Linked DNA regions of Homo sapiens: region 2 is linked to region 1. A link is a loop called in an ENCODE intact Hi-C map of the cell type or tissue named here. Cell type or tissue: Calu3. All regions are shown on one strand.

What was found. A loop is a pair of places that touch in the nucleus more often than their neighbours do. Peaks named below come from ENCODE experiments on the same cell type or tissue, not always from the same donor. Only the 100,000 strongest peaks of a DNase experiment are listed, where the experiment ranks them.
Region 2: a loop joins it to region 1, with 2.5 times the contacts of the local background. A loop is called at or near these places in 4 of 110 quality-filtered maps.

The regions. Positions count from the first base shown.
Region 1 is chr14:95,248,167-95,250,666 of GRCh38, reverse strand. The region is part of intron 1 of CLMN (calmin); the gene reads left to right. Among named protein-coding and RNA genes, the nearest start is that of CLMN, 70 kb to the left of the region's middle. In Calu3, no CTCF peak of the experiment used is centred here; a DNase peak (open chromatin) is centred at 1,396.
Region 2 is chr14:95,313,365-95,315,864 of GRCh38, reverse strand. The region is part of intron 1 of CLMN (calmin); the gene reads left to right. Among named protein-coding and RNA genes, the nearest start is that of CLMN, 5.3 kb to the left of the region's middle. RefSeq lists a silencer at 947-1,006. In Calu3, no CTCF peak of the experiment used is centred here; DNase peaks (open chromatin) are centred at 1,014 and 1,854.

The sequences.
Region 1 (2,500 bases):
AGGATGTGTAATTGTTTTGCATTTCTTGCTTTTGGCTCAGCCGCCAATATTTATGAACACTGCATGGCTTTTTGTGAAGAAGTTACATGTGGGGCAACATAACAGAGGGAAGAACACATCCCAGAGAGCCTGTTGCCTGTTATTTGTCTGCCGAGCCATCTTATCTTGAATTATTTTTCTCTGGCTTCATGAGAGAATGGAGTTGGAAGAGTTTTGCAGATTGTAAAGTGCTATAGAATTGCAAGTACCCACAGGCATTTATGCATAAAATGCTTATTACTGAAGTATGTATAGCAGCAGGAAAAAAACATTGGAACTAGCTGAAATATCCAACAATTGGGATATGGTTGAGTAAGCATTCTGTTTACCGTCACACATGATGGGTTTGTAATAACACAAGGATGTCTATTTTATCGTTCACCTGCAAGTAACAAAAACTTGACTTACAATGGCTTCATCAAAGAGGATTTCTTGATCATATACAAATAAGCCCAGAGAGAGACAGCCTGGCCCAGTTCTGGGGCCCAGTAGGGCCATTCAGGAACCAGCTACCTCTGTTCACTGCTCAGTCATTCTTAGCAGTGGCGGTTGTGTAATCCAGCTTCGCACCTTTGTTTTGGGAAGGCAGATTAAAGGAATGGGAACGGGGGCACACACCAGCATTGTCTGCCCCCTTTTAAAAAGCATTCCTGGAACCCCTACTCCCTGAGTTCCACTCCCAGCTCCTTGGCCAAACTTTGTTACATGGCTACCTCTGAGTGCAAGAAGGCTGGGAAATGGTTGTTTTTAAACCAGGAAGATTGCTAACTTGAAATTGGGTTCTGAGTGGGCAGATCATGAAGTCAGGAGATCAAGACCACCCTGGCTAACACAGTGAAACCCCGTCTGTACTGAAAATACAAAAAAAATTAGCTGGGTGTGATGGTGCACGCCTGTAGTCCCAGCTACTTGGGAGGCTGAGGCAGGAGAATTGCTTGAATCCGGAAGGCGGAGGTTGCAGTGAGCTGAGATCGCACCACTGCACTCCAGCCTGGGCGACAGAGGGAGACTCCATCTCAAAAAAAAAAGAAAAAGAAAAGGAAAGAAATTGGGATTCTGTTTGTTAGAAAGAAGGGGAAAATGGATATTGGGGAGGCAACCAGCAGCATCTGTCTCGGTCCACCCCATTAGCTTCCCAAGATATTTGTACATACCCTTTTCCAATACACAGACATGACTCACCTTCTTCCCAAGGGAGAGGGCTACAAAGTTTCATTATGTTATTGCAGCTAGGGTGCAAAGTCCAGGATCGGGCAGGACTGTGCCAGTTTCCCACCAGGTTTGAATGTGTCTGGTTCCTTGTGCTAATCAACTAAAAGACAAGTTATCTGCTCAACATGCAGTGATGAAGAGGAAGCAAGATAAATAGCAGTGACAACGGCTACCATTCAGGAAAGGCGAGAAAAGATATTGGGCAGGCAGCCAGCTGTGTCCACTATGCAGCATACCTTACTGGTGCACACACAATGTGGTCAAAATAGTGTTAAGCCATCAAAAATGCAACAAACGTAGAAGGAAGAATGAAAGGAAATCATTTGTCATAGAATAATTTAATCCATGTGCCTTTTTTTCTGTTGTAATTTTCAATTTTGTTCTACTGTAGATACCCACTCATTTTGTACAAAGAAAATTTTCTTGTCAAATATAACATTTGTAAATATTTCCCCCGATTGGTGTTGAAGACAGAAGATCAGAAATGCTGCACTATGTACAGGGTACATAGTAATTTTTTGTAAATAAAACATAAAACTTTTATCAAATATATACTTATGGTAGAAAAAATATACAGGCAAGCTTATGATAAAAACGTTGTTTCCTATTCCAGTTCCCCCCACTGCAGGCTTGTTTATGCAGGGAAGCCCTTTTATGGCATTTAGACTTTGAAGACAGGATTCTTCCCTTGCAGAAGGGAAGAACTGACTAAAATATTTGAAATTGCAAATAACCACCAAAAGCACGCATCCATCTGCAGAGGGACCCTCCAAGGTGGCAGGCAGCATTGCAGGGGGTGGTGACCTAATTTGGAAGGACTTGGAATACTTCTGCTAATGATTTCCTTGTGGTTTACTGGGACATGCTATGAGTGACATCTGGTGTCCTGGTCAGGGACGAGGTCAACGGACAGTACTGTGTAATGGTTAGGGATGTGAGCTTTAGGGCCAGGCCTGGGGTTCAAACCTCGCTCTCATTTCTTCGATGGGTAACCTAACGTCTCTGTGCCTTGGTTAGCACAGCTGCAAGATGGGGATCAGAAATATTTGAGTCAAGGTCTCTATGTTGCTGTTTTTAACATTCATTGGTTTATTTAAAATTTCCCAATTCTTCTTGCCCTAATTTTGGCATTTTATATTTTCTTAAGAATTTTAGTTATGTTTTCAAACTTTCAGAATACAATGATTTTTTAAAATATTTTAAAAAATTGTCTGAATCAAAGCCCATACATTGCAACGAGCTGGTGTGT
Region 2 (2,500 bases), 65 kb before region 1:
GAAAGCTGGTTCTAGTCTCTGCCTTTCAGGAGCGTGAAACTGTCATGGGCACCCAGCCAGACTGTAGCTTGAATTTTCTGATTCTAGCGGTGCAGAGGTCAGTTCTGCTTTGGGCCATCCCCTGTCATTCTGGTGCTTTTGGCGTTTGATGCTGTAATTCTGGACCTGGACTTTGAAGGCCAAGCAGAAACTTGACTGCGTAGGTTCTGGGTTGCACAGTGCAGAAGGGAGAGAAATGATTGGAATCCCCTCAAGGCAGGCTCAGAGGCAGGGCAGGGCCTGCGTTTTCCGAAGGATCAGCCCCGGCCCATGTGGCCCACTTTCTCCTTTTGTTCCACTGGCTCAGGCCCAGGTGCAGGTGTCCCTCATGCGAACTTGGACTCCGCAGTCACTGACTTCTTTACGGCTTTCCACCCACCACCCAGCCACTCGAGCATGTTGTTGCTAAAGCCACCAGTAGGTTTTGTGACCTACAGCAGAGCTTCCCAACCCATGAGCTAAGGGCAGCAGAGTGGGGGCCTGGGCAGCTCTTTGGCCCATCCCAGGACAAATGGTATCATGGTCCCATGTGACCACGAGAAAAAGGCTGGGTTGCACTGGCTTACAGGATGAAGTCCAAGCCCCTTGACCTGTTGTGCGAGGTCACCTGTGGCCTGGCTCAGGATGCCACACCAACCTTCTCTCCCATAACTCCCCAACAATTCCTGCCCCCACAGCCCACCCCTCCAGTTCCTTATCGCTCCATCTTTACCTCCCTATCTCTAGACCTTCCTTTCACACAGCAGTGGAGCACACAGCAGTGGGATGGGATGCTGCCATGGTCACCGTTATCCAGCAGCCAGAGAAGGGATGGAGCCAAGGAGGGACCGTTCCTGTTCCCACCTCCGCCAGCTCTTAGAGGGCACAGCAAGTGCACTGAAGGTTTCTATATAAAAACCCAAAGAAAACCAAATGCACAGGTTTCATGTCAAGGAACTGCCTGCCAGGGCACTACCCCTGGGGCTGTGTGCCTGGTTCTAAGGGATGAATCATCATGTAGAAAGTTTCTTTCTGACTGTGGCTGGGGTCAGGCCACGGGCTTTGAGTTCACTCCTGATTACAACAGGCAAAAGGCCGTGTTCTAGTGCCAGCTCCATCCCTATCTCATGGTGTGGATTTTTCTTGAGGGGCCTTTCCAGGTGGAGCATTGTGCGGCTGCGGAAGCCACAACCAAGACCCAAAGGCTGAAGGCCTGAGCCAGGGTCCTGGCTTTGTTGCAAACTCGCTGTGAGATTCTGAAAAATCTCTCTCCCTTGTGGTTCCTTAGTTTCCTCATTTGCAAAATGAGAGGGTTGGATTATCTGGGGCTCAAATCCACCCCTGGGAAGGTGGTCAAGGAGTGGTGGGCCTGGGCAGGTGCCCACCTAAAGCCGTCTGCCTTCCAGCCCGGCATGCATGAGTGGATGGCTGGTGTGTGACTCTGGGCTCTACTAAGCACTGCTGGCTGCATCCTAGATTCTTTTCACTGTGGAGTGCTGGAGATTCACTTCCACCAAGTGTCCTGGGTAGAAAATGTTGCATTTCATAAGCTTTGCTATACAAGTACACGTGGTAAATGATGTACATTCTTGGCTTGTCCTTGGCTGTCAAGTTGAAGGTACCTAGGGAGGTATAGTGGCCAGCCCGCCATCAGGGCAAACAAGGGGCTCTGGACTCCACCCAGGCATGTTTGTACCAAGGAACGAGAGTGTTCAGGGGCCAGGTAAAACAGAAGCCCATCTCACAAATGGCTTTGCAGCAGGGAGAGGGAAGCCCTCAGTCCAGTTGGCAGCAGACCTAGGAAGAAGTTTCGCCACAGAATCACGTGTCAGCAGCCACGACTTTGCATCAGAGCAGCCCAGAGCTGCCTGCTGGCCCTATAGCCTCATGAGAGAGGCGGGATGTCTCACCAGATCTGCAGCTCTAGGGAAGCAACCCTTTGCCCAAGAGGCCCAGATTTCATAAACTGCCCTCCCTGACCTGTGGAACACTCTGGCATTTAATTTTTCACTGAAATAGCTGAGGCTCTGGACAAAGTCCCTCTGCCCGACAAGCCATAGATCACATCTGCCCTATGTCTGAGAAGAAGAGAGAAAAATAAAGTAATTGTCTTTTTTGTGATTGAACCATTAAAAGTGAACTCCCTGTTCCCATAGAAACCTTTTTATAAATTTTTTTTCTTTCCCCATGCCTTTTTTTTTTTTTTGTTTAAACAGTGGTAGATTGCGTTAGTCACAGAAGGAATTAGAGGCAGCATCAGAAATCATAAGTGCAGCATCAAAAAATGGACTTTTTCTTCCTTACCAGGTCTTCTTTTCCTACTTTCTTTCTATCGGAGTAGGGATTTGCAAACTACGGCCCACAGGCCAAATCTGGCCTGCTGCCTCTTTTTGTGTATAAAGTTTTATTGGCACATAGACACACCCATTTATTTGCATATTGCCTATAGCTGCTTTTGCAGGACAAGGGCACAGCTGAGTAG